2 separate regions of the Homo sapiens genome follow, and region 2 is linked to region 1. A link is a loop called in an ENCODE intact Hi-C map of the cell type or tissue named here. Cell type or tissue: CD4-positive, alpha-beta T cell. All regions are shown on one strand. Each heading gives the region's core, and the rest is flanking DNA. Links, peaks and the distances in the headings are about the cores only. Region 1 overlaps TBPL2 (TATA-box binding protein like 2). Region 2 overlaps LOC107984708 (a long non-coding RNA gene).

Region 1 (16,385 bases), core at 3,808-11,807:
CTCAGCTCACTGCAACCTCCACCTCCTAGGTTCAAGCGATTCTCCTGCCTCAGCCTCCTGAGTAGCTGGGATTACAGGCGCTTGCCACTATGCCCAGCTAATTTTTTTTTTGTATTTTTAGTAGAGACAGGGTTTCACCATGTTGGCCAGGCTCATCTTGAACTCCTGACCTCATAATTCGCCTGCCTCGGCCTCCCGAAGTGCTAGGATTACAGGCGTGAGCCACCGCGCCCGGTCATAAAATAGCAACTTTCTGTAGGTGGGGCACAGTGGCTCACACCTGTAGTCCCAGCACTTTGAGAGGCCAAGGCAGGTAGATCACTTGAGGCCAGAGGTTCGAGACCAGCCTAGCCAATTTGGCAAAACCCCATCTCTTCGAAAAATACAAAACATTAGCTGGGCATGGTGGCATGTGCCTGTAGTCTCAGCTACTCAGGAGGCCGAGGCAGGAGAATCACTTGAACGCTGGAGGTGGAGGTTGCAGTGAGCTGAGATCGCGCCGCCATAGTCCAGCCTGGGCAACAGAGTGAGACTCTGTCTCAAAAACAAAAACAAACAAACAAACAACAATATATATAGCAACCTTCTGTAGAATGACATAGAAAAGAGTCTGAACCATTCCCTCAAGTAGTTTTAAAAAGTGCTATTTATGCAAAAATTATTTAAAAAAAAGCCAACAGGAAAAAATAACAAATATAGCAAAGAATAATTTGTCTTTAATAGTATTATAGTAAACTCAAATCCCGAGAAAATACAAGCTAAGTAGACAAAAGGATAAGTTATGTCATGTACATATTATTTACAAGAGACAAAATGCTATTTATTGGATGTGTTGAAAAATGGTCGATTTCTGTCTCTGATTACCGGTGGGGTTAAAGTAGTGAGATAATTTTTACATATACAGTTAAAGTTTTCTTTGGTACCATTTTGTTTGGAATGCTGCCAAGCATTTGGTAAAAGATATTTAGATACATTGCATTTAAGACCATGTGATACAGAACTATGTCATATATCCCTTTAAAACAATTGGGCGATTTGTTCTAAGAACAAAATGGACATAGCCTTAAACGAAAGTCCCATTTCTGAGTGTCCACACTAATATCATAATTGTCTACAGGTAAAAGCAGCCAAATGTCTGCCCTTCATAAGTAGCAAACAAAGAAGGAACATTTACCTATCTAGCAATGGGACAATACGTTTGATTCAATAACATGTTAGAATGGGTTCAGCAAAGGTAGGTCTGCTGGCTAAAGCCATCCTGCTGCCTGATTTTGTTAGCCTATGAGCTAAGAATGGTTTTTATCTTTTTCAGCAGTTGGGGAAAAAATATTACATAACACACATAAATTATGTCACGATATGAAATTCACATTTCAGAGCCCATTCCTTTATATAATGTAACATTCAGAGCTGCTTTCACACTACGATGGCAGTGCTCAGTAATTGTGACAGACCCTGTGGCTCACAAAGCTTAAAATATTTAGTATTTGGCCCTTTCCAGAAAAGAGTTTGTTAACCCCTGTGTTAGGACCTTGTGTGGCCATTAAAAGCCTTTATGAAGAGTTTGTAACAGTAAGTTTAAGCCATATATGTTATCATGGATAATTCTGTAAAAAAATCAGGATGTAAAGATGAAATACTTAATAAAATGACATAAAAACATGAAAAAAATGTTGTTTTAGGTACTGGGACCTATGGGTGATGTTATTCCTTTCTTATTTTTCATTCCAGGTATTCTGTATAACAAGAATTACTTTACCATGGTGAACAAAGGTATTTAAAAGAATAAGCAAAGCACATGCATAGCAATTACATTTTATGAGTCAGAAAATAATCTTAGCACTTACCTGTCAACACAACTTTTCCAGATACAAAGATAAGCAACACAATTCGTGGTTTTACCATTCTATAAATAAGACCAGGAAACAGTTCAGGCTCGTAACTGTTAAGATGTAAAAGGAAAATGTTAAAAATAGCACTATTCAGCTCCTTTCCCATAACATGTAAGGCCCAGTATATTAAAGTGCATATTAAAGCAGTTGTAAATAAGTTAGCTATTTTATCAAAAACTTTTTAACTATCTTGATGAAGAGTCTTGAGTGTCCTAGGTAATATCTTATGGAAGTTAGGAACATAATTAATTTTGGGTCATAACACAAGTGCAAGCTATCCTGGATGGTTATTAGAAATCAAGGTAACTTAGGGCATCTGATTTAGTGTATTGAGAGCTTGTTGGTTAAACATCCTCTATCTTTTCAAAAAAGTCTGTTAATAAGAATACATAATCATGTTTTTCTGGGTTTCCAAATTCTCCAATAATAAACATATTTTGTATGCTTTTACGAACTGCTGAAGTTAACATTTTTAGCAGATAGAACCTAAAAATATTTCTAGGCCACTGCTATTTGTATTTGAACAGGTGCTATATAAATAAAGAAAATCCAATTATCCCGAGTTTTTACAATTCAGGATTTGTTGCTATAAATAGTAACTCATATTTACTACTAAATATAAGCTGGCCACTCCATGGAGCGAAAGATGATAGCACTTAAGAGCTTCTTCTCCACACTCCAGCCTGGAGAGGAGGGCAGATTCTTAGAAAGGCTTGAGGAACCTACCAAAAAGAAGTCAGGAAGTGAGAGGAGGTGAATAAAACTATTCTCAAAGCAGTGGCTAATGGACAAGAAATATAAGAAAAAAAGACATCCAAGCAATGGAACACTAGCATCTTTGCACTTAAAGGGTGAATCCAGACTGCATGGAAAAGCTCCATTCAGTTCAGCAATGAACAAGACCCAAAAACAACAGCAGATGTGGAACCTTTTACTGGCTCCAGAAAGGCGCATCTTGAAGTGAGTCTTGCCCATCTCAAGTATAGGAGGTCATTGTGGGTGGAACTGTCTTCTGGAACATCACTCTGTCTTACTGCAGGGAGCCTGTCAAGACTTTCTCCCACTAACCACTTCCCAACACTGGGGAGACCATGACACTAGGGGGAGCCCTGAAAAACCCTCCAGGGCTATGAGATCCAGGCCAAGAAAATGAAGGCTGGAGACACAAAAAGAAGATTTCCATTTGATCTTCCAGCTAAATTTTAAGACTTAGAAAAGAGAAAACAAAAACTTTGGTATGTAAATGATATTGAACTGCATTTAGCTTTTAGAACCATGGTTTTAAGATTACCAGTATAATGTGCTCCCAATTAGGAATATACTTCATTTTATTTATTCTCTGCCTCATTCCAAAAGAAGGCTGAGGCAGAGAAAGAGAGTGGTTTTGGTTAGGGATGGAGAACATTTCACAAAGATTGAGAATATCGAACACCTGCCAATTTCTTGGCCAACCCAACTTTGACCCATCCTTCAAGTCTCATTTTAAATGTTACTTCCCCAAGAAAATCTTCCTTGATCTCTACCCACCCCCAATTACATTAAAGACCCTGCTTTATGGTCTCATAGCCCCTGAAGGGCCTTACCTTCACAGTCACCATGTTTCATTACTGTCATTGACTTGTCCATCTTTTCTTTTAGACAGTGATCTCTATGTGGGCAAGGGACTATAGCTATATTGCTTGCCATTATCATCCTAGCATCTGCTACATGGTAGTCACCTAGATCTTATTCATATAGCAAGTATTTATATCAGGATACCTTTGAATTAAAAATTAAAGAGGGGGCCGGGTGCGGTGGCTCACACCTGTAATCCTAGTACTTGGGAAGTCGAGGTGGGTGGATCGCCTGAGGTCAGGAGTTCAAGACCAGCCTGGCCAATATGGTAAAACCTCGTCTCTACTAAAAATACAAAAATTAGCCGGGTGTGGTGGTGGGTGCCTATAATACCAGCTACTCAGGAGGCTGAGGCAGGAGAATCACTTGAACCCTGGGGGGTGGAGGTTGCAGTGAGCTGAAATCATGCCACTTCACTCCAGCCTGGGCAAAAGAGCAAAACTCCATCTCAAAAAAAAAAAATAAATAAATAAAATAAAGAGGGAAAAATTCTCATTGACAACTGTGGAAATGATTATGTCATAGAAAGATTACCAGAGAAAGTGCCTGGTAACAAAAGGAGATACTTGTATTATTAAATGTTGACATACAAATTTGCAGAACCTGGGAAACTGAATGACCTTAGGGGTTTAACACAAGGCAAATTTGGCCTGATAATTATAACTGATTATGTAGCATGGTTCCCCACAGAGCTACAGACAATTAGAGAGGCCTCATGTTAAAAATTCAAATCTTCTAAGAGGTGTTTTTAATGTTCCCAGTGTCAAGAATACACACTCTGGAGTTGTAATCCATAACCTGAGGCTGACAGCCGAATGGAGAGGATGAGGGGGAGGCAAGAATGAGACTAGAAATAGAAAGTTGTGGGAATACAAAGCAAGCTTCCTGGCCAGATTAAAAAAAAAAAAAGAAAAGAAAAGAAAAGATGACTGAGATCATAAAACTGTCCCAGGAGGAAGATAGAACAGGGATGGGCCCACTCCGTCTGATGTATTCTCACTGCGCCTTACTGGCAACCCTTCCAGAAGCTGGTAGTAATAACAAGGGGCACCTATTCTAGACTTAGATCTGCTCTGCAAGGAAGATGCTGGTGAAAAAGAAATGAATGGACACTTGGGAAGAACCACACACATCATTTTCGAGCCCTGAATGGCCAGAAGGGAATGCTAAGTCTAATGTAGACACAACCTTAGAGTTCGGGCAGAGCTCTTGCAGATGTACACTAAGCCGATTCAGAGAAAGATAGGCTGGAGGCTCGTGACTTGAGAGTCTGGAAGATAAGACAACTTAAGCACTGGGAGACTCTTAGAAACAGGCTTTATTAGGAAATCTGCAAATTATGCCAAGATTGAAGGAAGAAAGATACCTAAAGAGGCAACATGTCTTACATGGGGGAATGGGAGGACTTTATAGGGAGCTCAGATTTTTAAAAAATGGGGTATATTTAGGCATTCAATAGCATACAGTGAAAAAACTGAAGAAAAAAGAAAACATAATCAAGAGAAAAATAAACATGTCAAAAGAAAAATAAGCATATCATAAAAGCTGAATCTCAGAATGAATGAAAATATTTTAGAAGAAAAAGGAATTTTTAACTTCCATTCAGATCATATCTGAAAGGAAAGCTAACAAATGTTAGGGAAAGCACAGCAATATGATCCCTATCTACTCTATTGACGGGATAATCATTCGATGGCCAAGAGAAGATAAGGCGTTGGAATGAAAGAACTTCAGTTCCAGCTTGGCCAAGAGAATTTAAGAGCATCTGTGATTAACCCAGGCCAAGTGCCCTAGCCCAGGTGTATATCTTGGTGAGTCAAGGGGTTTGGTGTCCATGAGTCACCCTCCATCCCTGCTCTCTGAGGGCCTGGGATGGGAGAGCCACCAAAACGGCTGGGGGCGGGGGAGGAGCACTAGCTGTTGAGACGGGAAGTCTGAAGTCAGGAAGGCTAGAGATATTCCCTAGGAAAAGGAATATACTACAGGCAACATTGTGTTGCGGGCTGCAGCTATATACACACACACACACACACACAGATAGGGGACAAACTAGTTAGGATTGCTTTTTTTTTTTTTTTTTTGAGACGGAGTCTGGCTGTGGCCCGGGCTGGAGTGCAGTGGCGCGATCTCTCACTGCAAGCTCCGTCTCCCGGGTTCACGCCATTCTCCTGCCTCAGCCTCCCAGGATTGCTTTCATAGAACGTGCTACAGCATTCTTTTTTCATCTTCTCCCCAATCCATTCTCCCCTCACCAGCTGTCAAGCCCCTTCCTACCGGCCTAGTCCATTTCACATGCCTTATCTTTTTTTTTTTTTTTTTTTTTTTTTTTTGAGACGGAGTCTCGCTCTGTCGCCCAGGCTGGAGTCCAGTGGCGCGAGGTCGGCTCACTGCAAGCTCCACCTCCTGGGTTCTGGCCATTCTTCTGCCTCAGCCTCCCGAGTAGCTGGGACTACAGGCGCCCGCTGCCACGCCCGGCTAATTTTTTGTATTTTTAGTAGAGACAGGGTTTCACCGTGTTAGCCAGGATGGTCTCGATCTCCTGACCTCGTGATCCGCCTGCCTCGGCCTCCCAACACATGCCTTATCTTGCCAGTGTCATTGCCAAGCTACGTTTGTATGCTTACAAATCTGTAGATTACTGGATCTCAATGTGTGGGCCTCTGACCAGTAGCACTGTCATCACCTTTGAGCTTTTTAGAAACACAAATTCTAGCAAAATCTCTGGTGAAGAAACCCAGCCAGAGATGTGTGCTTTAATAAGCTAAGTGATTGCTAAGCAATGTAAGTTTAAGAACCATGGTTTCAAAAGACTGGGCACATGTGGTAACCTATGAGAACTCAGGCATAGCATCTTAATCTTTTCACTATTGTGTCCCCCGCCTTTTTTTTTTTAATCACAATTTCTCTGAAAGATACTTTACGTAAGCAACCCATAATGTAACTTAAATATCTTGGTAAATTCAAAGTTCAAGCTATATAACCGTCATACCTACTGAACTGCTGATGGGTTAGCACCAAACCTTCCAGCCTGATGGGAAATCTCACATCACAGCTTCCAACCATGTTCTGAATTTTAAAATCGAGGAATCTGGCAGGGAACCCAAGCTTCTGCACCACACGAGCATATTTTCTTGCTGCAAGTCGAGACTGCTCTTCACTGGGGAGGGGCAAATATGTTTAAAGATGTCTTAATCGCTACATCCTCTCAACTACTGGTGTTGTATTGGATTGTTACCATTTGTACCACGTTTATCTTTCAATGTATACTATGAAGCTGTAGGCTTTGTGAGGAGGACTTACTTCCCATACTTTCGTCCCTAGCACCTTATAAAAGGTCTTGTAAAATTGTACAGCTGTTGAACAGAATCATAAATTTTTGTCTTCATTTGTCACCTTTCATATATGAAGTACTTTTACTTTTACTTGGGTGTTATTTGCTAAAACGATTCCAAGGATTCGCAAAGTGTGTCCCCAGACCAGCAGCTTCACCTGGGAACTTGTTAGAAATGCAAAGTCCCAGGTTCCACCTCAGACATGCAGAAACTCTGGGGGTGGGGCCGAGCAATCTGTCTTTTAACAAGCCCTCTAGGTAACTGTGCTGCTCACTGCAGTTTGGGAACCATTCATCCAGTCTCAAAGTATGTCCCATTTAGAAGAGAACAATGGCTGGGCACAGTGGCTCACGCCTGTAATCCCAGCACTTTGGGAGGCTGAGGCAGGCAGCTCACCTGAGGACAGTAGCTCGAGACCGGCCTGGCCAACATGATGAAACGCTGTCTCTACTAAAAATACAAAAAAATTAGCTGGACATGGTGGCGGGCACCTGTAATCCCAGCTACTCAGGAGGCTGAGGCAGGAGAATCACTTGAACCTGGGAGGCAGAGGTTGCAGTGAGCTGAGATCGCGCCATTGCACTCCAGCCTAGGCAACAAGAGTGAAACTCCGTCTCAAAAAAAAAAAAAAAAAAAAAAAGAAAACAACAAGAAAAAATAAGGACACATGCATACAAAAAAAAATCGCATATAAGGAGGTAAGATATGTGCTGATTGAGTGGCACAGACAAGGTATCAGTTCTTGAGTCTTTATTGGACACACTGTCCAAAACAACCACATGAAAATACCTCAAAACCCCCCTTGTTTTGCTCGGCTTTCTCACCCAATCTTCAATTCAATTCAAACTCAACACAAGAAGGACAGGAATTTGTCCTACTCTGTGGCTATGTCCTTTAAGTGTCTGTCCTGCTGCACCCCTAAATTCATAGCAGAGCCTGTGGAGTCCTGAGAGGTGAGGCTTCATTTCTCCTTAGGTATTTTTCAACTGTTAGTGACAAAACAAAACAGTAGGTAGCAACACCTGCAGGGTGAATCAGGTGAATTCCACCCCCCTCATGGGTTTGGCCCTATTTTTAGGCTGTAAATCAGAAACACCTGAAAGAAAAGCCAGTTTGAACTTGTTTGCCTGGACTAAAGCAAGTGTTTGATTCTCTTATCCAGATCCTTCACCAACACTGCCCCCTCTTGGGTATTCGTTACTACATACATGTGTCACCTCATTTAATGTTGATTCTCCTCACCCACTTTAAAAAAAAAAAAAAAAAAAAAAAAAGAGATTGGGTTTTTGCTCTGTTACCCAGGCTGGAGTGCAGTGGCATGATCATAGCTCACTGCAGCCTTGAACTTCTGGCCTTAAGTGATCCTCCTGCCTCAGCCTCCTAAGTAGCCTGCAGGGGCATGCACCACCACACCTGCCTAAATTTTTATAGAGACAGGGTCTTGCTGTCTTGCCCAGGCTGGGCTCAAACTCCAGGACTCAAGTGACCCTCCCAACCTCAGCCTCCCCAAGTACTGAGGTTACAGGTGTGAGCCACTGCACATGGCCATCTGTTGATCTGGTATCTACTCACTAGATTGACTACAGCTGCACAGCACTGCCCTTGGCTCTCTTCACCCACTTCTCACTCTTGAAATGTCCTTAGCAAGGCCATGTCCCCAGGTTAGCAGTAAAATAAACTGTTTCCATTTTGAACTACATTTTGCCTAACTAATCTATTACATTTCCCGTAATGTAAATAAGTTCAAATTTGTTCAAGTTTGCATAGTCCTGTAGTTTCTTGGGATATCAGCTGTGATATTCTAAGGACACAGAAGTTTCTATTGAAACAACTAATAGTTGAAAGTCTATATACATGTTCATTGTACAAACATTAGAAAGTAGTTTAAAAATCTTAAAATCTCACCCATACTGGTGTTAACTACCTAAATTTGATCTTCTGCACTTTTCCTACGCAAACACAGGTATCCCTCATACTCTTGCTGTTACAACAAAAGAGAATAGGTTTGGATAAAATGTGGAGATAATACTGGCACCTCTTATTAACTAAATTCTCACAACTCACTATCCAAAACTTCAAAACCAAATATATTTGGATAAAAAGTATCTCTTATTATCTGAACTCATTATCCAAACTTTCACTATCAGATTTTAGGAATAAATTCAGATAAGAAAAGACACTCATGAATGTGTGTAATATGTGTAACATGAGCATATTTTACAATGAAAGTTGGATAACAAACACCATTTAGCTGCTTACTTCTCCCTCTGCAATCCAACTTAATACAATGTGACCATCCTTTCAGCTCAGTATGTGTACTATATGGCTAATACAATTTTACTTTATGACTTCAAATTGAAACCCTATTATTAATTAGGTTTTCCCTGTTCTATTGCTGAAATGAACATTATTACAGACATCTTGCACAACTGTCCAATAATCACTTTAAAATGGAGATTCCTGGGATCAACATAAGAGAAAGTCCAGCAATGTACTCAGACACATGTGAAGAACTTAATATGTAAAAACAGATTGGGGGAAATGTAGTAACAATGGATCCTTCAATAAATGTATCTGAGTACCGACTGATCATTTGGGAAAAATAATTATCTTACATTGAAACAAAATTCTAGATCTGCTCTGTCCAATTAATATAAATTCAGTCCCTCAGTTGTATTAGCTGTATTTCAAGTGCTCAGTAGCCACATCTGACTAGTGGCTATATCATTGCATTAAACAGTGCAGATATAGAACATTTCCATCTAGAGAAAGCTCTAAGTGAATCAAAATACCAGCTATCCTTTTCCTATCACAAAGCAGGACCTGAAAAAGACCAAAAAATATATGAAAGTCAATATTTGTATAATACTGTGCACAAATGCCTTAAGGGCAAAGCCAAATGTAGAAAACAAAGAAAAAAATGGGATAAAATGAGTATACCCTTCAAAATTTGTGTTTTTTAAAAAACCCACCATAGGCCAGATGTAGTAGCTCACGCCTGTAATCCCAGCACTTTGGGAGACCAAGGTGGGAGGACTACTTGAGCCCAGGAGTTCGAGACCAGCCTGGGCAATATGGGGAAACCCCCGTCTCTACAAAAAAAAAAAAAAAAAATTAGCCAGGCCTGGTGGTGCATACCTGTGGTCCCAGCTACTTAAGAGGCCGAGCTGGAAGGATGGCTCCAGCCCGGGAGGTGGAGGTTGCAGTGAGCCCAGATCACACCACTGCACTCCATCCTGGATAACACAGTGAGACCGTGTCTCAGAAAAAAAAAAACAACAAATAAACAAACAACAAAAAAAACACCATAAAATACCATAAACAGTAATCTGAGAAAAAATATTTACAGTATAAAATGGTGAAAATAGTTAACAAAACAAAAACAAAAGATAAATCTCTCCATAGATAACTGAGCAAATGACATAGCAATTTCTGCACTTCTAAAAAGTTATTTAATCTCACTAGTAAATCAAAGAAATGTAAAACAATGTAACTTTTTGTCAATCAATTTAGCAAATATAAAAAGAATATCGACACCCAGTGTCCACAGGATAAAATGAACACTTAGTACATTTATAGAGCGAGAAATTGGCACAACTTTTCAGGAGGAGAATTTGCTTCTTATCTTTTAACACCTACAGGAGAAAACAGGCTCTGCCACTACAGAGTTATGGTGAAAGAATACCCATCAACACAGGGCTTCCTCTGCGTGAGATCCAGGAGAGATGAGATTTTTAAGGGATGCCTCCTGAGCTAATGCAAGCTAATGCTCAAGGAATGTCTAATTGAGCTCCTTTAGAAAGTTCTATCCATTTATCTGCAATGAGGAAAATCCACAATAACTACTTCCCCAGACTTATAACACACTTCATCATTACTGTAACTTAAAAAAAATTCACCTTAGAAACAAGTTGTAGCAGCGCAGTTAAGTCCCCTCGGTTTAATAGGGGAAACTGTAAAATGGGGATATGTCAGTATTTTATTATTTTTTTTAATAGAGACAGGGTCTTGCTCTGTAACTCAGACTGGACTGCAGTGGTATGATCATAGCTCATTGCAGCCTCAAACTCATGGGCTCAGGTGATCCTCCCACCTCAGCTTCCCAAGTAGCTAGGACTAGAGGCATGCACCACCACATCCAGCTACTTTTTAGATTTCTCTTTTTTTTTTTTTTTTTTTTTTTAACAGAGATGGAGTCTCACTGTGTTGCCCAGGCTGGTCTCAAACTCCTGGGCTCAAGCGATCCTCCTGCTTAGGCCTCCCAAAGTGCTGGGATTACAGATGTGAGCCACCATGCCTGGCCCAAGTCAGTATTTATAGGAGTGTTTTTAACCCAAAATGTGGCATTTCATTGAATAAAGTCTTCAGCAAAGAAAGGCATTTTGCTTCTACTATGTGCTTTAGCACATTAATTCTATGCTTCCTTGTTTTACATACTAAATTGTTTCTCTGGTAGGGGTGGAGGGATGATTCCTCATACCTTTTGGCTCCCGTGCAGACCATCTTCCCAGAGCTAAATATAAGGGCTGTTGTCCTGGGCTCTCGGATCCTCATTATGACAGCAGCAAACCTCTATACCCAGAAACCAAAAGAGAATTAGCCTCTGCTAGGAGTTAACATTATCCCAGTTGAAAAAGCCGAGCTGAATATGAAAATCTCAAACAGATTGGATGGGAAAACTAAATGTCTGGGTCTTTTCTCCCTACATTAAGGTTAACAAAAATAATGATGATTCTAAAATGTACTTATTAACAGGTAAAAATAATATCAGTAACTCTTAAATTTGAATGCCTGTTATGTTTCAGTTCCTATTTATTCTCATGATAGGATGAACTTGTGTTTATTATCCTCATTTAGTGCTCAGGGAAAACAAGTAGCAATATAACCTCCAATATTACACAGGAAGTGGTAAAGTTAAGATTCAAAACCCACACTAATCAGATTCTCTGCTTTTTACTTTGACACACTTCCTTTTTCTTTTGAAGAATCTTTTGGGAAAAAAATAAGTATGTTAAAGGCTCACCAAGACTTCAGAATGTACTGAAAAATGACCAAAATGCAGAAGAGTCTGTATGATAGGCATGCTAAAGATGAATGACAGAAAGTTGATGTCAAGGTTCTTGCCTCTTATAGTTCTCAAAGTGTCATTCAAGACCAGCAGCATCAGCAAGCCCTGCAGGTGAGGCTGACACTCGTGAGGGTAGGGAACCTCTGGCCTGCCACATGGACGTGTCATCAAATGGCCTGCTCCTACACAGATAGTCTCTTCACCCCAACTCCTCTCCCCGGTTAAGCTAGGAAGGAAACTGGGGTGGGTGCTAGCTTAAGGGCCAAGCCAGAATTTCTCTGGGTGTCAAGCACAAGTTCAGAGAGATCCTATACACTCATCCCCAGCCCTGCCCACCCCTACCCCTCGTCCAAAATGAGAGGTGTGCTGAGGATGGTGGACAATAAAAGTTGCCTAAAATGCTGATTGTTCAATAATGTGATCACAGCTGCAGCTGTGAGGATCTTAGCTCATCTTTGTGTCTGTCCTCACCATTGTCAGCTGTATGAAATATCAAAAGGAAAGCTTTATTGTATTCGGGTAACATCGAGGTAACATTTAAATTCAGATGTCAGCAACAATACTAGGGCAACAGCAAAAACAAATAATAGTTGATGCCTGCAAGGTCTCTGGGTTCCTACGAATGTGACCTTTTTTCATCTAATTCCATAAATCCTCCACCACCTAAGCCAGTGAACTTTTTCCCAGTAGGAAGCAGGTCTTACTCATCTTTGTACTCCTAAGTACAGAGCCTGGCAAATCGTTAAAAGTTGATAGGATTGACAAACCCAATTACCCTAGGTAAACAAGCCATTGAAAACAGGATGCCTGGCCTTGGCAGGATACAAGAAAGAATAGATTTTATTAAACTTTGAGGAGGACGAAAAAAAAAATCCCTGAATCTTACATTAGTAAATAGGAGCTTGAACTTTATACTTTAAGCAGTTTAGCCTTCTCAGATAAGAGGAATTGTAATGGAAAGATACATAAGTGTCAGGTAGCTGAGACAACATTTGGCAAAAATTATTTCCAGAAATTTGATGGCATTTTAAGATAGTTAGCATCCCAATAGTCAGGTGAAATTTTTTTTTTTTTTTTGGAGACGGAGTCTCGCTGTTACCCAGGCTGGAATGTAATGGCATGATCTTGGCTCACTGCAACCTCTGCCTCCTGGGTTCAAGTGATTCTCCTGCCTCAACCTCCTGAGTAGCTGGGATTACAGGCACCCGCCACAACATCCAGCTAATTTTTGTATTTTTAGTAGAGACGGGATTTCACCATGTTGGTCAGGCTGGTCTCAAACTCCTGACCTCGTGATCCACCTGCCTCAGCCTCCCAAAGTGCTGGGATTACAGGAGTGAGCCACCGTGCCCAGCCTAAGTGAAAAATTATAATCATACTAAAAAATATTTTTGAATGACAAGGGAGAGAGCTTATCTTTAAGGAACTGCTCAATTACTGCTTTATTCAGCATAAAGAATGAGATTATTTTTTATAACTCAAAACAGATATTAACCCTGAGTTGCCAAAAGCTTTTTCAGTAACAATTTTTTAAGAAAAAACAGAGGAATTAGTCAATATCATGATCATATTAAGAAAAGTAAATCTAAAGAGAAGCTAATTATTGGAAGGAATACTGAGAAATGTTACCTTTGGGTTATATTCTGCATTTTTTGCATGCAAAGCTATTTTCTTCAGATCCAACTTACAGGCCAGGTTTACAGTGGAAACTATATTCCTGAAGAAATAAGTCAGTTTAGAAACTTATATCAGATATAAAGAGTAAAAAAAAAAAAAGACAACTTATTTTCTCATTTCTTAGGTTATACCTTAGCAATTTCCTAGGGGGAGAATTATTCCAAATGTGAAATACATGACATGATTCCTAGTTAAGTGTAAAATCCCAAAGTGAAGTGCTAAAGAGCCTTTCCTAAAATTTCATGACTAGCTGCTAAAATTAAGTTTTAGATCTTTTTTCAAAACAATGCCTCAAAATAGAAATTACAATTCTGAATCAATTTGCAAATCAAACTCAATTTTACATCTTTATATCCTTGGTGTTTATCCAACCCTACCCACAATTTTCAGCAACTACAGTGCTGTAGTATAAACAATACAATCCTTCAAGAATGCATCTATTAATCTTTAAGTCCCCTCCGCCCACCTTAGAGGTCAAGAATTAGTGCTTTGCCTTACAGATAATCAAACTGTCTAAAGCCACAATCCATTTAGAACTGATAAAACAAAGAATTATGAAATCTGAAATTCTCTTCCCTACTATTATCCTGAAATTAGTTGTCATCGCATTCAGGAATATAAAATGTGTACCCAATGTGCTCAATTAAAACAAAAATAAAAACTTACTGTAGTTGAGGTACAATTCCACAACATTCTGAAATAGGGGTCATTGGTGTCATGGGAGTTATGGATGCCAGAGACAAGGAGTCGGAGTTTGGTTTCTCAGGAGAGGGCTGGACTGAGTCAGTATCACCAGGGTGCAGCTGTGAATGGGAATTTGACAAACTGCTGCTGTTTAAGCCCAGCCCAACGTCCTGTTCGCTGGGTGATGGCAACCTACTTTGTGGACTTTGGCTTTCAGAATTTTCTTCAGTTTCGTGTTTGCTAATGACAGGCTGGTCTTTATTTTCCTGGGTAACTTCATCTGGTAGGAAGCTAAGATCCACAGATGAGAAATCACCAGATGTTTCTTTGACTTCAGGGTTCGAATTAAATGCAGTATCCGGATTGGATGCATTCAGTATGTACATATCATAAGGTACAACTGGGCTGAACAGGGGAGACCTGGGTGGGGCAAGGCCATCCTAGGCAGTTCCCAAAACAGACAGACAAAAACACAACAGACAGAACAGCATGTTACACAAAAGGGATGTCACTATGGCAGGCAGGCAGGCAATGTATTCAGTGTAAGAGGCAGTTCAAGATTGCTTGTATTCATGCACTGCTTTTTTCTAGAAAATGCCATTAAGATTCTACTACAGGCCAGATGTGGTAGCTCACGCCTGTAATCCCAGCACTTTGGAAGGCTGAGGCAGGCGGATGGCTGGAGGCTAGGAGTTTTGAGACTAGCCTGGCCAATGTGGTGAAACCACGTCTCTACTAAAAATGCAAAAATTAGCAGAGCATGGTAGTGCCTGCCTGTAATCCCAGCTACTGGGGAGGCTGAGGCATGAGAATCTCTTGAACCTGGGAGGCAGAGGTTGCAGTGAGTCGAGATCATGCTACTGCACTCCAGCCTGGGTATCAGAGCGAGACTCCATCTAAAAAATGATTCTATTACAGTTACAGCACACTTAATGGAAACAGAAAAGAATATTTTAAAATGCAGAAAAAGCATTCTTCATAAACTATCTTAGCTACTTTGGTTAGATCTCTAGTAAGTTGCCACTCTCTAAGTCCAATTTTGCAATAGAGGCAATTGAGCAACCATGCTCTAAATTGTTGTATACTTTGAAGAGAACAGATATACTGTATTATTTAAGTTAATTATAAACTTTAGTTGACTTTACTTTGAAATAATTTTGAGTTTTAAATGTAAATAGAATAAATGAAGGAAGTTTAAGATATAGTTGAATGCTAATCAAGACTCACTAAAGACCCATGGTTATTCCTTCTAGGCAAAGGCGTAATAAGAATTCTTGTAATGTTCTAGTTAGAAGAATTTACACTAGGAAAAAAGTTATTGAAACTTAAATGGTAAGAATAGTGTAAATCAATTTATTTTCAGTCCAGGGAAGGCTGCTCAACTACCATTATCCAGCAACGGAGAGAATGATGTGTGCACCTGAGGAAAGCAACTAATGTAAAATTCATGGACTTTATTATGGGAAAAAATCGATTAGCTTGATAAATGCATTACCACCTGCTTCACTCAAGTTACGGGCCTGGACTCCAGATTTTGAGCACTGCTTGCAGGAGAAACTCAAAAAGATCTTATTTCTTTTCTGACCACTGAAGGGTCAGGAATGCACCGTGTTGCATCTTCTCAGTGACAATGCTACCTCCGCTAATGTACGTCTGACTGGAGCCTATTGGAGTGTTCTGTTACTACAAGTCCAGCAGGTGGCAGGGGTGACTAATTGTTTAAAGAAAGCACTTAGAATTAAAAACAAAATCAAGCTATTCTCTTGAAATAAGATTTTTGACCTCTATTTCATTATGAATACATGATACGCTCCCATCTTTCCCCACCCTCAACCCACAGAGTGGCCTAAGAAAAGTGAGATGGGGACAATGGGCCCCAATTCCACTGCAGGGTTTCCTTGGTCTCACCTGTCCCAGATGTAAAGGGTCTCCTCCCGCAATTTACGCTAAAGCACCAAAGCTGCAACAGTCAGTGTCTCCCTTCCCCTTCCCCTTCCCCATCATGGCATTTTATCAGGGAACAAAGCTACACGTACACAAGAATGTAAGGCAATGGCGAGGATTTGAAGGAGGATGTTTTATGGTAATGGAAACTTGACCGGCTCCCTGCAGGGTCTG
Region 2 (16,385 bases), core at 2,960-10,959, 220 kb before region 1:
TGTTGAAAAGGAGGTAGTGTTATTTATTTTTAATTAAACTAACTGTTGTTAGAAAAGTATTACATTTGCATAATATCAAGATAAGGATAAAAAACTTGAAGTGAAAAATAAAATCTCCCTCCTCTGCTCAACTATCTCCTCCCCAATCCTTAATTCACTTCCCAGAAATCACCCCTGCTAAGTTTCTGCTTTTAGTTTAACCATACTTACCTACTTCAAGATTTATCAAGTTTACGCAAAATCTATTGATTTTCTACTATGAAAGATTAAGAATTTATCATGACCTACCTACCCCTCCACCTCTGGGCTTATTTGTAGTTTATATTTTTCTTCTTCTTCTTCTTCTTTTTTTTTTTCAGAGACAGGGTCTTGCTTCGTCACCCAGGCTGAAGTGCAGTGGCACAACCATGGCTCACTGCAGCTTCAAACTCCTGGGCTCAAGTGATCCTTCCAACTCAACCTCCTAAGTAGCTGGGACTACAGGTGCGTACCACCACACCCAGCTAATTTTTAATTTTTTCGTAGAGACAGAGTCTTACTATGTTGCCTGGGCTGGTCTCAAACTCCTGGCCCCAGCAATCCTGCCTCAGCCTCCCAAAGTGCTGGGATTACAGATGTGAGCCATTGTATGTGGCTTTATTCACTTTAAACAATGTATTTAAATGTTTAAATGTTGCTTTATTCACTTTAAACAATGTATTTAAATGTTTAAATGTTGCTTTATTCACTTTAAACAATGTGTTAAAATGTTTAATTCTTTATTTATCAAATTTAATATGGATTGAATAACCACAATGAAAGATAAAAATACTTTCTTTCTACTTCTCTTCCATCTGCTTCTCAATTTTTTTAGTTATATTAATATGTGTCTGAATAATATTTATGATATTTGTATTTCTCCCTTTCCACTTCTCCATTCAAGCAAGTAACAGCCTCTGAATTTTATCATATCAGGTAGGTATGGGACAGGGAGGAAAGTGGAATTAGTCTGTGCAATTTTTCCTGGATTTTGTTTTCTGTAAAACTAAATTCACTGAGAAGTGCAGGATTGAAGGGAAGCAGCGTGGTGACTGGGAGATACAGGAGGTGGGGAGAGGCTTCTCCCCTAGAGATTCCATGAGGGTGGGTGGTGGTGAAAAGGTATACAGGATTCAAACATTGCTCCATGGTGGAGCTCCAAGGAGGAGGCTCAGAAGGGTTAGATGTGTTAGATATCTGGGGAAGGAAGGACCCTAGTACAGGGTTCCCAAGCTTAGCTAAGACTCTCATGCCTCACATAGGGCCACAAAAGTCCCAAAAGAGCAAAGATTTGCAGCATGGGAAACAATCATTCGTTGAGGCTCTGTTACCTGGGTACAGAGATCACTCATGATGGGAGGGTCTCCCTTTTCTCTGATGCTTTTGTAACTGTGTGCCATTGACCAGACCAAGGGAGGGCAGAGTAACCCCAGGAATGTCTGTGATTACATTTCCCATCAAGCAGGACCTATGAGGGAGGTATGGGGAGAAAGAGGACATTTCCTAGATGCAGAAATTAAGTTGAAGTATAAAAAATAAGGTGGTATTTCTTGCACACTTGAATTTGTTGAGATTTTACATGCGATTCTTTAATATAATTATTAAATATCCTGAGCTTTGGGTATTGTTATACCTGAAATTGAAAATCAGTAGATAGCACTTATGATAATATGATTGCATAAGTATTATTCACTATAAACAAATATCGTGATTGGACTAAGCTAGAAGGAAACTTAATCTTATGACATTAAAACTTTGCTGCTGAAATCTTTCCTTCGTTTCTGGTTCTACTTAGCTGCCAGCATAATCGCATAACCTGATACCTTAGATTCCTTCTTTTGCACTGAAGAACTTCCTCAAGTCATGCTTTTTCATATCGGGAGCTTAAATGGTATCTTTTTTTACTTCCGAAATGTCTTTGTCTTGTCCTCATGCTTAGTTAATAATAATGCTGAGTTCCAAAAATTTTTTCCTTAGACCTTTGAAGATATTACTCTTTTTTTTCCTATATTCTCACCTACTTTTTGTCCACTGCTGTAACATTGATTAAGGGGGGTTAATTGAAGTCTACCTCTAGGGTATTTCTAGTTCTCCTTGTAACTCCTACAGTTTTTGCTCTGAGTGTTGATGCTGTTATTTGGTGTATAGATTTTTTTTTTTTTTTTGAGACGGAGTCTTGCTCTGTCGCTCAGGCTAGAGTGCAGTGGCGCGATCTCAGCTCACTGCAAGCTCCGCCTCCCGGGTTGACGCCATTCTCCTGCCTCAGCCTCCCGAGTAGCTGGGACTACAGGCACCCACCACCACGCCCGCCTAATTTTTTGTATTTTTAGTAGAGAAGGAGTTTCACCGTGTTAGCCAGGATGGTCTCGATCTCCTGACGTTGTGATCCGCCCGCCTCAGCCTCCCAAAGTGTTGGGATTACAGGCGTGAGCCACCGCGCCTGGCCGGTGTATAGATGTTATAACTTCATTGTGACTATCTAGTTTAATGCTTTTTTCTTTTTTCCTTTCTTTTTTTTTTTTTTTTTTTTTTTTTTTTTTTTTTTTTTTGAGATGGAGTCTCCCTCTGTTGCCCAGGCTGGAGTGCAGTGGCGCAATCTCAGCTCACTGCAACCTCTGCCTCCGGATTCAAACGATTCTTGCGCCTCAGCCTCCTGAGTAGCTGGGACTACAGGCCCGCACCACCATGCCTGGCTAATTTCTTGTATTTTTAGTAGAGACAGGGTTTCACCATGTTGGCCAGGCTGGTCTTGAATTCCTGACCTCAAGTGATCCGCCTGCCTTGGCCTCCCAAAGTGCTGGGATTACGGATGTGAGCCACTGTGCCTGGCCTCTAGTTTAATTCTTTCTTTCTTTTTTTTTTTGGCCCAGATTCTGCAATTATTCTAAGTCTGGCTTTCATTTTTCTCTCAGGCCCCAATTCTCTTATAGCCCACTTCTCCCTTTGAATTTGCTGATGCTGAACCTGGAGCTTATCTGAGGCTTTCTTGGAAAGAACCTGGCTTGTCTTTGGTGTTCTGAGATGCAATTTTTTCTCTTTTGATTTTTCTGGAAATTCAAACCTATCTGTGTTTTTCTTTCCACATAGTTATCAACATTTCTGATATATTGATGATACTCTAATTGTTTTCCACTGTTATGTGTCTGTGCTTTTAAAAAAAATTGTCTTGGTTATTTAATGTGACTTTTAACGCTTAAAAAAGTGGAGATGTATACATTTGTTAACAATGCCATGAAAGCATTTTCTTTCTCCTGAGGAAAAGTGAATTTCTTACCAGAATATCTGGCTGATCCTGTAATTTAAATTAAAATAAAATTTTGGAGAAACAGCAAAACAAATCAACAAACAAAAAACTGTCTTGACGTTTCCGTGGGAGGTATAGAATTAATCATGTGTGTACAGTCTACTGCAGCTTGACCTAGAACCTTTCCTATGAGAGATTCTTAATAATAAGCTCTGCATCTATAGGAATAAAACTTAATTTAGTGGCCCATCCATTTATTTCTTCCCTCTCTGGGTCTTCAACATGCATTATATGTGCACACTAAATCATTTATTCCTTTTTATAATTTTCCTTAGTATTCATTAAGCTGGCGGGGCACGGTGGCGCACATCTGTAATCTCAGCACTTTGGGAGGCCAAAGAGGGTGGATCATGAGGTCAGGAGATTGAGACCATCCTGGCTAACACGGTGAAACACTGTCTCTACTAAAAAAAAAAAAATACAAAAAATTGGCCAGGAGTGGTGGCATGCACCTGTAGTCCCAGCTACTTGGGAGGCTGAGGCAGAAGAATCGCTTAAACTGGGGAGGTGGACATTGCAGTGAGCTGACATCGCACCATTGTACTCCAGCCTGGGCAAAAGAGCGAAACTCCATCTCAAAGAAAAAAAAATTTATTTATATGTATATATATATATAATGAATATATATATATATATAATGAATATATATATATAATGAATATATATATAATGAATATATATAATGAATATATATATAATGAATATATATAATGAATATATATATAATGAATATATATAATGAATATATATATAATGAATATATATAATGAATATATATATAATGAATATATATATAATGAATATATATATAATGAATATATATAATGAATATATATAATATATATATAGTGAATATATATATAATGAATATATATATAATGAATATATATATATATAATGAATATATATATATATATATATATATATATATATTCATTAAGCTATCAATGCTTGGGTTCTCTTTTTTCCCTATCCTGAAAATGTAAAATACTGGAAAGACGTATTTGAATAATGTATCCCCAATGAGCATTAAAAAATTTCAGCATACAGCCAGGCGCGGTGGCTCATGCCTGTAATCCCAGCACTTTGGGAGGCCGAGGTGGGTGGATCACGAGATCAGGAGATCGAGACCATCCTGACTAACATGGTGAAACCACATCTGTACTAAAAATACAAAAAATTAGGTGGGCGTGGTGGCGGGCGCCTGTAGTCCCAGCTACTCGGGAGGCTGAGGCAGGAGAATGGTGTGAACCCAGGAGGCAGAGCTTGCAGTGAGCTGAGATCGCGCCACTGTACTCCAGCCTGGGCTACACAGCAAGACTCCGTCTCAAAAAAAAAAAAAAAAAAATCCAGTGTACAATTTAAGATATATTGTTATTGTTATGTAGCTGTTATAGATTGCCATAATTCTAAAGGGAATTACAGTAATTTATAGTCAGAATACAGTTTATAATGAAAATATACCAGTAAGTTCAAAGATTTGAATAAACTAGTTGCATGTAATTTTATTCTTTCTTTCTTTCTTTCTTTCTTTCTTTCTTTCTTTCTTTCTTTCTTTCTTTCTTTCTTTCTCTTTCCTCCTTTCTTCCTTTCTTTCTCCCTTTTATTTTTTTCGGGGTTTTGCCATGTTGCCCAGGCTGATCTTGAACTCCTGAGCTCGGGCAATCCACCTACCTTGGCCTCCCAGAGTGATGGGGCTACAGGCATGAGCGAGCCCATCAGGCCTATTCTCATGCTTTCTATACATTACCAGCCTCAAGACATTTTACAGCTAGTGGCTAATAATACTTGAAATATCTGCCAACCTAAAATGCAAGGAAAATTAACATAGGCTGTTGTATAGTAGACCATGACATATAAATGGAGATGCAAACCCAGTGCTGAAGCTGTGTCTAAAACAGAATAATAAGATACTCCTGGATTTCTGAAGCTATTTAACTACCCCATTCTCTTCACAAAGCAGAAAGGAAAATAACACTGACAGATGGTACCCAGTGCTACAAAAGACAACAATACTGTCTATTCTAAACAGATACAAAGTAGTGATTTCACGTTTTAAAAAAGACACCAAGAACAGTTTTCACCATTGCTTTTGACCAACTCCTTCTTATCTGCCCTTCAGATAAGGACCCCTTTTATCTGCCCTTCAGAGTGATACCCAAATTCCAGCTCATGGAAAGCCGGTAGTAATCTGGACTCCATCTTCCTCTGAAGCTTTATTTCCTAGTAGTTACTCTCCTGTTGGCCATGTTCTAACCACATTGAGCTTCTTTCTGTCTGCTTATGGACAAGTCAAGTTTCCATTCCCCATACCTTTCTCATGATGTTCATTCTACTTGAAGAGTCATTCCTCCCTCTTGTTGCCTTACACACACTTACTCTTTTTCAAGACTGAATCCGAATAATATCTTTTTGGGGAAAGTCTTACACAAAGAATCAACATTGACCTTTCCAATGTTTAAGAAATATGTTGTGCCTTTATTACCATTGGATTGTGCCATATTTCAGAGATTAAAGTTGGCCTGCTGGGCTTGAACACCATGACTTTTACAAAAATCCTGTGTTTAAATAAAATTCATATTGATGTAGGATTTTTTACTCCTTAGCTCAGCTAGATCCGAGTTATTGTCTCATGACCAGGAAAAATTAGGCACGGGAACATCAAAGAGTGAGTGGAATAGAATTTATTAAGCGAAAAGGAATGATCTCAGCAAAAAGAGCGGTCCTGAAAGCAGGTTGCTGGTTGTCTTCCTTCATAGTTGAACACAAGGGCTTCTATATCCGCTGATGGGGCTGGGTTCCCTATTTGCATAGGGCATCAATTCTTGGTTGGCTCCACCCCATCTTTCCAGTGCGCGTGCGGGTCCTTAGTCTGAGCCACTCCACATTGATTTATTTCCTTACTGCGCATGTGTTAAGGGACGGAATTTTTCATTGCGGGCATGTTTGGGCAAGCCTTCTGTGCACAATGAGCTTGGCGGGTCGGGGGTTCTCCAGGGACCCTCCCCTATCTGCCTAGGAGAGTTCTCTGCCTCCTGCCTCTATCAGTATTCTCATGTCAATGCCAGGCTGCAATCATTTTTTTCTTTATATGCTAAATATACAAGTAGAAAATTATAGAATCAATTTAACTGTAAACATGTAATGTCATTATGTACATGATCTTAAATTATCCTTTTGGAAGATAAGTCTTTTTCTTTTTTAGTAGAAATATTAGGTCCTCTGTTTTCATTGTTAACCACATCAGAATCTGTATTATTACTTTTTATTTTGGAAATCAATTGCAGTACAGCAGGCTTACCATATGGTGGCACCCAAAAGCCCAGAAACCAACATCATGCGGCCCAGTATTAGACATGTGTTCAAAAATGTAGGCAGTCAGCTTTCTAGTAGGTAGCAACAGGAAATAAAGCGTCGTAAGACAGTCATCTTAAGAGGGTGCTGGAAATGTTCTACATTTTTATCTGGGTGGTGATTACATAGGTGTATATGTAAAAATTCATAAAGCTGTATTTTTATTTGTTCATTTTATTATTTGTATGTTGCACAACAATAAAAAAATTTAGGCTGGGCACAGTGGTTCACTCCTGCAATCCCAGCACTTTGGGAGGCCGAAGCGGGCGGATCACTTGAGTCAGGAGTTTGAGACCAGCCTGGCCAACATGGTGAAACCCCGTCTCCACTAAAAATACAAAAATTAGCCGGACGTGGTGGCGCGTGCCTGTAATCCCAGCTAGTCAGTAGGCTGAGGCACTAGGATCGCTTGAACCCGGGAGGCAGAGGTTGCAGTGAGCCGAGATCATGCCATTGCAGTCCAGCCTGGGCGACAGAGCAAGACTCTGTCTCAAAAAAAAAAAAAAAAAAAAAAAAAAAAATTAAATGACTATAAATGAGAACCATTTTATATAAGCCATCTTAAATTTTTCCCTATTAATGAAAACAATAACAACAGATTTTAGAGAGTACTAAATATTAGCAATTTTCCTGCATAGTATGAAACTATTTTATGATAGTTATTTTATTATTTTATTTTTTCTTTTATTATTCCCATTTTACACATGATATAGTTATTTGGGCTCATTTCTATACATTTAAAACATTAAAAAATTGTCAGTTTAAGTTAAAACTGTACCATCAGCGCATAACAGTACAATGGATGAATAAATTATGGGCACAATCACATATTGGAACATTTTTATACAAAAGAAGAATTAAAGAACCACAGCTGCATGCATTGACATGGATAAACTGCCAGGCACGGTAGCCCATGCATGTAATCCCAACACTTTGGGTGGCTGAGGTGGGAGGATTGCTTGAGCCCAGGAGTTTAAGACCACCCTGGGCAACCTAGTGAGACCCTGTCTCTAAAAAAAAAAAAAAAAATTAGCCAGGTGTGGTGGCATGTGCCTGTGGTTCCAGCTACTCTGCAGGTTGAGATAGTAGGATCACTTGAGCCTGGGAGGTTGAGGCTGCAGTAAGCGGTAATCATACTGCAGTACTCCAGCCTGCGCAACAGAGTGAAACCACGTCTCAAAAAAAAAGGACACGTTTTATAAACACAGTGTTGGGTGAAAGAAACAAGTCACAAAGATCACTTACATAGAAACTTTTGTATAAAGTTCAAAAATAGTCAAAATGAACTATATTGTTTATGGATGCATATATAGGTGGCAAGCCTAAAGAAACACCAGACAGAATGATTATCATAAAAGTCAGGATAGTGGTTACCCCTTAAGGGGAAGGAGAATGATGCCATCCGAGGAGAGGAACACAGATGGCTTCTAAGGTACTCGCATAGTCCTTCTATTGCTATATTTCTGGCCTGGCGCGGTGGCTCATGCCTGTAATCCCAGTACTTTGGGAGGCCAAGGCAGGTGGATCACAAGGTCAGGAGTTCGAGAACAGCCTGGCCAATATGGTGAAACCCCGTCTCTACTAAATATACAAAAATTAGCTGGGCATGGTAGTACATGCCTGTAGTCCCAGCTACTTGGGAGGCTGAGGCAGAAGAATCGCTTGAACTGAGGAGGCGGAGGTTGCAGTGAGCCGAGATCATGCCACTGCACTCCAGCCTGGGTGACAGAGTGAGACTCTGTCTCAAAAAAAAAAAAATAAAAATAAAATAAAATAAAAATATACATATTTCTTAACTTGAGTGGTGGTTACACGGGGTCTTACTTTATAATTGCTCTTTAAGTATAAAAGAGGCAGATCTAAAAGTAAAATTCCAACAGTCAGGTATTTTGTAGTCTGGAAAGTCCGTGGTATTACCCTTTAGCCAACTAAAAATTGTCATAGGCCCTTAGAATTATGTGTAAGGTTGCCAGATTTAGCAAATAAAAATACAGAACTACAGTTAATAAATATTCAGGGTTGTGAGTTGAATGTTAACTTCAGATAAAGAACAAGTTTCTAGTATAAGCATATCCTCATGCAATATCTGAGACATACTTATAATAAAAAACAAATCATTGTTTACCTGAAATTCACATGTTACTGGGCATCCTGTATTTTATCTGGTGACCCTAGTTATATGGCAAGTTGCACAAGCAGAAGCAGTTCATGGTGGCCCAGTGTAAGGAGTACCCAGAGGAGGCTCAGGGAAAGGGAAGAGAAGGAAGAAAAATCTTTAAGTAAATTAGCCTGACCCTAAGTTCCTATCTGAATAATTGTGTAAATGAATTTGCTGGCCAGGTGTGGTGGCTCATGCCTGTAATCCCAGCACTTTGAGAGGCCGAGGCAGGCAGATCACCTGAGGTCAGGAGTTCGAGACCAGCCTGACCAACATGGAGAAACCCTGTCTCTACTAAAATACAAAATTAGCAGGGTGTGGTGGCGCATGGCTGTAATCCCAGCTACTTGGGAGGCTGAGGTAGAAGAATCGCTTGAACTCGGGGGGCGGAGGTTGCGGTGAGCTGAGATTGTGCCATTGCGCTCCAGCCTGGGCAACAACAGCGAAACTTCATCTCAAAAAAAAAAAAAAAAAAGAATTTGCTGAGTTCAACCATTATTGCAGTAGTTCATAGTAATGAATCTCCATGATGCATTGAATAATTTATATCAACAAAAAGCAAATGTTTGAAAGAGCCATCAGTGTTTCTCCTTAAAAAAAAACTCTCTCACTGCATCAGCCTCTCTTCTATTTACTTTGGATGAAGATATTGTAGATGATAGTCTTGATGATACTTTTCTATAACTAATTTTTTTTGTAATTTGTAGCCAATGCTTAGAAGTGAAGTTGCAAGGTAGGTTGTTTTGTTTTTCTTCTGCTAATACATGTATTCTCCTGATCATGTACCAGGAACTGACTTAGGCCCAAAGGACAGGATAATGTATGATACCGACACAGTCCCTTCCTATGGAGCTCAGAATCTAGGCCCTAGAAGACTGTAACGTGTGTGTGTGTGTGTGTGTGTGTGTGTGTGTGTGTGTGTGATGCACTTGGTAAAGCATTATCTAGCAACAGTGAATATCTGTTGTTTGTTGCATAGCATCCCACCTTCTTTTGGGAAACCATCCAGACTCCATTCTGTTATTTGGTTTAGGTGAAATTGACCACAAATCAATCACTACCATTGATGAAGATTGATTCAAGAATGGTCGTATAATCCAGTAAGAACTGATGAATGCCTGAGAGCCAATAAATAAAGACTTCTGGAAAAGAGAGGCATTCATTCTTGCCTTTGAGCTTTGCAAGGTGGTAAAGCTTGGTAATAGTCGCCATATAGCTAACTTGAGTGGAGCCATCAAGGTAACCAAGGCTGTCAGACACCCCCAGAGAGAATCATTCACATGTGCAAAGGATGAACTCAACACCCAGAAGAAGCATCCTAGTGACATTGGGCAGCTCTGATTCAAGAGGAACCTGAAACTACTCACAGAATTCATTGAAATTGAGCCAATAAATTCATTCATTTCTTAGGGCGGCTTCAGTTTTCTGTCATTTGCAGCATAAAGATCTGGTGTAATAAAAGTCTAGGAGGAAATAAAAGATTTCTTTCCTATTCTCAACCTCCGGTTTCATCTCCTAGAGATAATCACTGTTTCTTACAGACATATGTTTGCAAACATGTATCTAATGTATGCCTTTTAATGCAAATAGGATTGTATTAAATATATAGTTCCACCACTTGCTCTTTTAAACTTATGTTGTATTATGGGCATCTTCCTTTGTCAACATATAGATCTACCACTTTTTCTTTATAGTTGCATACAATTCTATAAATTAGATGTATCATCAATTTAATCTCTTCCTTTGATAGAAATTTAGTTTTTCCTCAATTTTTTACTTTGACAAACATTACCTTTATACGTATATCTTTGTGCACTTGTGCAGCTATAAAAGGAAAAAAAAATCCTAAAAGTGAAAGTGCTCAAAGAGAATGTGCACTTAAAATTTTTGGCCTCCAGAATTATTACAGCAATTTATACTCTTTTCAGAAACATGAGGCTACGTTTCCTAGTGCTGGTAAAACTGTGTTTGATAAACTTCAGAAAAGTTTGCCAGTACGATAATGAAAAGCAGTATTGTTTTCTTGATTTGCATTTGTTTAGTGAGTGCATATATATATATACACGTGGAGACATACATGGAGCGACACATACATATTTAGGCTATTTTATAACTTCATTAACTATTTTAATGTAAATTTTTTATTCATATCCTTAGTTGATTTTTCTGTTGGGTCATTTATCTTTTCCTCATTTATTTGTCTTTATATATTAAGAAAATAGATTCTTTTCTCATACGTATTTTGAATATTCTTTTCAGTTTTGTTGTTTGTCTTTTTGGTAATTTATTTCTGAATTTCTTTTTCTATTAAATGTTCTAAGTAGAGAAAAAACAGGAGAGGATTATATAATGAGCACTCATACAGCCACTACCTAGTTTTAACATGTTGTCATTTTGTAATATTTGCTTCAGCGTTTTTTTTAAAAGAAAAAATGTTGCAGATACAACTGAAGTTCTTTCATACCCTCTCCAATTCCATTCCTTTCCACCCCTCCCCAGAATAACTAGCATCCTGAAGGAAATGTGCCTGTGTTTTTGGAAACCCTTTATACCCCTCAAATACCCCTCACATGAACTATTTAAATATTTTCCTTTGTCTTTCAGGAAAAAAAAAAAGAAAATGTTAAAAAGACAGAAATAACAAATGGGGCCAGGTGCAGTGGCTTATGCCTGTAATCCCAGCACTTTGGGAGGCTGAGGTGGGAGGATCATCTAAGGTCAGGAGTTCAAGACCAGCCTGGCCAACATGGTGAAACCCCATCTTTACTAAAAAATACAAAAATTAGCCAGGTGTGAGAAGCTATTCTCAAACTGTGCGAGCCTCTTGACAGATGTTGCTAATAAAGAACAGAGAAGAATCTGCCCATCAAACTTTCCTCAAATGAGGTCACTGAGTTATGATCAGATGGCATCATTATAATTTATTTCAACCTCAGAAGAGGTTATTTTTTTAAGGTCATAGTATCTCTTTCTGTCCACTTTGAAGCATATATTAGTTGGCATCAAAGCCCTCCATGTCTGCTTCTGTAAAAGGTCATGGTTGAGGGAGTTGGGGGTGTTCAGGCCTGCTTGGACACATGAAAAATGAAGAAACTTCATAAGCACTGTGATGAAACCAACGTGGTCATGTCTGAACATTTTTGAAGAATGAATTTTAAAACAGTTTTTAAAAAACCCACAAGCCTTTTGAATGGTCTCCAGTTATTTGGTATGCTGAAACTTCTACCTCATTGCTTTTTCTTTTCTATTAAAGTTTTGTTTGTTTGTTTGTTTAGAGCTAGTGTCTCACCCTGATGCCCAGGCTGATCTCAAAACCTTTTGAATGGTCTCCAGTTATTTGGTATGCTGAAACTTCTACCTCATTGCTTTTTTTTTCTGTTAAAGTTTTGTTTGTTTGTTTGTTTGTTTAGAGCTAGGGTCTCACCCTGATGCCCAGGCTGATCTCAAACTCCTGGGCTCAAGCAGTTCTCCTCCCGAAGTGCTTGGATTATAGGCATGAGCCACCATGTCCAGCAACTTTTTTTTTTAAAGGACCCAAAATAGGCCTAGTGTAAACAAGTGAGTCACCTCCAGTTTTGACAAGTACCTTAAGCATTATAGGAAGGGTCTTCAAAAAGTTTTTGGAAAGTGCCTTTTATGAAAAAAAATAAGAATGGATTTCAAAATTTTTTGGCACCAAAGGAAACTCACACTATCTTGTCATAACATGTCTGAACAGAATCTAGTTTAAGACACTAAGAAGAATAAGACATCAGTTTGAAAAGAGCCCCTCTTGGAGCAACATAAATTCTGCTAAAATTGAAGCAAAAACAAACATCATATTTATGGTGAAGTGAAGCTTGAGTGGAAGAATGGTTAAATCACTGATGCTTTATGAAAAGACTATGGGGACAATGTCCCAAAGAAATCAGCAGTTTACAACTGGATAGATCATTTTAAGAAAGGACGAGACAGTGTTGAATATGAAGCTTGCAGTGGCAGACCATCCACATCAATTTGCAAGGAAAAAATTATACTTTAAGAGCACCAGTGATGAACAACAGAAACAAAAACCAACACCACAGACATCTCAATTGGTTCAGTATACACAATGCTGACTGAAAAATTAAAGTTGAGCAGTCTTTCCACTTGATGGGTGCCAATACCATTGCTCCCAGATCAGCTGCAGACAAGAGCAGAGCTTTCAGTGGAGATTTTAAGTAAATGGGATCAAGATCCTCATGCCTTTCTTTGAAGAATTGTAACAGGAGATGAAACATGGCTTTAGCAGTATGATCCTGAAGACAAAGCACAATCAAAACAATGGATACCAAGAGGTGGAAGTGGCCAGACAAAGCAAAAGTGAACTGGTCAAGAGCAAAGGTCATGGTAACAGTTTGCGGGGATACTCAAGGCATTTTGCTGGTTGACTTTCTGCTTATCGTGAGAGTATTTTCAGAAAGTTAGGAAAGCTTTGGCAGAAAAATGGCTGGGAAAGCTTCACCAGAGAGTCTTTCTCCACCAAAACAATGCTCCTGCTCATTCCTCGTTCAAACAATGCAATCTTGTCATTGTTTCCATGGGAAACCATTAGACATCCACCTCACAGTCCTCACTTGGCTCTTTCTGACTTTTTTTGTTTCCTAATCTTAAAAAAAATCTTTAATGGGCACCCGTTTTTCTTCAGTTAATAATGTAAAAAAGACTGCATAAATTTCCAGAACCCTCAGTTCTTTAGGGATGGACTAAATGGCTAGTATTATCTCTTACAAAAGTGTTTTGAACTTAACGGAACTTATGTTGAGAAATAAAGTTTATATTTTTTATTTTATATTTTAATTCCATTGTTTTCATGAACTATTTGAAGTCCTCCAATACTTCTATGGTTTTATGCTTCTTCCACAGATCCATGTTTTTTAAATTTTGAATTATTTATTACTTGAGACAAGGTCTTGCTCTGTCATCCAAGCTGGAGTGCAGTGGCATCATCATGACTCACTGCAGCCTTGACTCCCAGGCTCAAGGGATCCTCCCACCTCAGCCTCCAAAGTAGCTGGGACTACAGATGCACACCATCACACCCAGCTAATTATTTTTATTTTTGTAGATATGGAGTCTCACCATGTTGCCCAGGCTGGTCTCAAACATCTAGGCTCGAGTGATCCTCCTGCTTCAACTTCCCAAAGTGCTGGGGTTCCAGGTGTGAGTCACGATGGCTGACCCTAACATTTTTAAATAATATATTTTTGTAAAATGTTAACATTTATATAAATTGCATCTACTTTGCCTGTCATTCTGGACTTCACCGTTGTTATTCAACGTGACCTCAAAACTTATCTTTGGTGATACATGTAGATGGAGTTTATTTATTTTAACTAATGAATATTATTACATTTTATGAATTTATTTTTCTATTCTAAAATTAATAAACATTTAGATTATTTCTCCTTTTTTATTAGTAAAAACAATGCTGCTTTGAACGTACCTCCTTATGCAAATGTCTGATTTCTCTAGGTTATCTATTTACAAATGAAACCGATGGGTTATAAGGTTTGCACACCTCTTTACTGGATATTGCCAAATTGCTCTTCAAAACAGTTACATCAGGCCTGGTGCGGTGGCTCATGCCTGTAATCCCAGGACTTTGAAAGGTCAAGGTGGGCGGATCACTTGAGGTCAGGAGTTCGAGACCAGCCTGGCTAACGTGGTGAAAAACTGTCTCTACTAAAAATAAAAAAATTAGCCAGGCATGGTGGTGCCCGCCTGTAATCCCAGCTACTCGGGAGGCTGAGACACAAGAGTTGCTTGAACCCGGGAGGCAGAGGTTGCAGTGAGCTGAGATCACAACAGCCTGGCTGACAGAAGGAAACTCCGTCTCCAAAAAAAAAAAAAAAAAAAAAAGGCTACATCATATAATTCCTACTCAGTCAGCAGTGAAGATTACTCACATCCTTTCTGCCTCTGGTATTTTTGTTTTGAGGTTGTGTGTTTTTGATAGTAGTGTAATTTATCAAACTTTGCTTTATGACTCCTAGTCTGTGTGTGTTGTGGGGTGTGTGTGTGTGTGTGTGTGGTCATGTTTAGAGATTATTTTTGTCTTGTTTAGTTTTGGTAGTATATTTACTACTGGCATTTGGTAGCCATTTACTAATGGCTATTCTAGTTTAAGTTGCAAGTACTGTTTGTTTCACAATGATGAAAAGAAAAGAGAATAGTGCTAATAGCCCACAAATCTGGTAATCCTACAACAGGATTTTATTTTTATTGTACAATGCTTTGCCTGCCAAGTATTAAGAGGGGACAAAAGTTAAATCAAATTAAATTCAGAAAACCATGTTTGGGAAACTGCACTAAATACTGTATGTAATAGCCAGACATTTTTCATTGACAGTTTTTGCTCATTGCACAGAACTGGGTTATCTAATGGAGCATTAATTATCGTATCAGGTCCAGGGTACACAGTTAATCTGGTAGGTCCCAAACTATTGTTTCTTTCCTCCATCTTCCTCCTCCTCCTTTTGAAATAGTGTTGACTTTTTCTTCCTTATCAGGTCAGTCTCAAAGTCTCAGGAAAATCTTAGATGTAGCATAGTTCAAGATAAAAATGTTTGCAGCATAAGCTTATCCAAGGCATTAAACTCTGTCATGCCATCCAGCTAAAAACAAACTAAAACTCCAACCTGTAGGATACCTAGATGTGACATCTGCTGAGCTGTCCTGTATTTAAAAAAACAATAAATTACAGAGTAAGGCAGGAATGTAGCAGGTGTGGTAAATCAGGAATGGCTTCTTGACATAAACTGATGATGTGCTTACTTCTGAAACAAAGAGGTGTTTTATCTTACACATTCAACCCTTTTTGTAAAAGATATTTCATAACACTATAAGATCTAACAACAGTTTTCTATACTATTCCTGACTGTGAGGGTAATGATTACTTTACTTCATCATGTATATGTGCCTAAATGAAGAATTTTTGCCTTGAGATGAGTATTCCCCCAATTTATGTGTGAATTTTCTTCTTTTTTTAAAAGAAGAATAAAGAAGGAAAAAAGTTTTCTTTAGAAAACTTTTAGAAAAAGTTTGTCCTGCATAGGGATAGTGATTTTGTTTTTCAGTTTTCACAATTTTTAGAAGATAGGAAAATCTTTAAACCCTTTTGGCCAGACCTTGGTTTTTAAATAAAAAGCATTTAAAGAAAACACATAAGTCTTCACTCAAGACACATGGAGAGACATCCCTAGTTGATGAAGCCTTCTCAGACCCTTATGATAAAGTATTTATATCCTGTTCTTTCCAAGGAAACTCCAAGGCACTCTTGGTTACAACTTGTGCTGCAACATCTCTCATTTGTGTTTTGTTCTTTAATTATTGGCACTCGCTGTTCCAGAAATCGGTGTGTGCCATTTAGCCTCTACCTGACTCGCTGATCCCTGATTCCTGCCTTCCTCCGACTTCAGCTCTCAGGTGAAATGGGTAAACTCATGTCTGAAGCAGGAAATGGCCGCTGATTTTGATGATGGAGATGTTGGATTTAAAGCAGCTGCTTGGGAAGCAGGCATTTGTGCTAGA

What was found. A loop is a pair of places that touch in the nucleus more often than their neighbours do. Peaks named below come from ENCODE experiments on the same cell type or tissue, not always from the same donor. Only the 100,000 strongest peaks of a DNase experiment are listed, where the experiment ranks them.
Region 2: a loop joins it to region 1, with 9 times the contacts of the local background. A loop is called at or near these places in 59 of 110 quality-filtered maps.

Annotation. Positions count from the first base shown.
Region 1 is chr14:55,422,312-55,438,696 of GRCh38, forward strand. It overlaps TBPL2 (TATA-box binding protein like 2), which reads right to left. Exons shown (of 7, transcript NM_199047.3): 2 at 14,250-14,707; 3 at 13,536-13,623; 4 at 11,319-11,410; 5 at 6,496-6,663; 6 at 1,848-1,942. It also overlaps a transcript of FBXO34 not described here. Among named protein-coding and RNA genes, the nearest start is that of TBPL2, 10 kb to the right of the region's middle. In CD4-positive, alpha-beta T cell, for the core only: CTCF peaks have their summits at 7,989 (motif pointing left) and 8,216; a DNase peak (open chromatin) is centred at 8,000; H3K4me3 peaks cover 257 bases; H3K27ac peaks cover 228 bases.
Region 2 is chr14:55,206,614-55,222,998 of GRCh38, forward strand. LOC107984708 (a long non-coding RNA gene) reads left to right here. Exons shown (of 3, transcript XR_001750768.2): 2 at 360-483; 3 at 9,868-10,333. Among named protein-coding and RNA genes, the nearest start is that of DLGAP5, 23 kb to the left of the region's middle. In CD4-positive, alpha-beta T cell, for the core only: CTCF peaks have their summits at 6,636 and 6,866; a DNase peak (open chromatin) is centred at 6,668.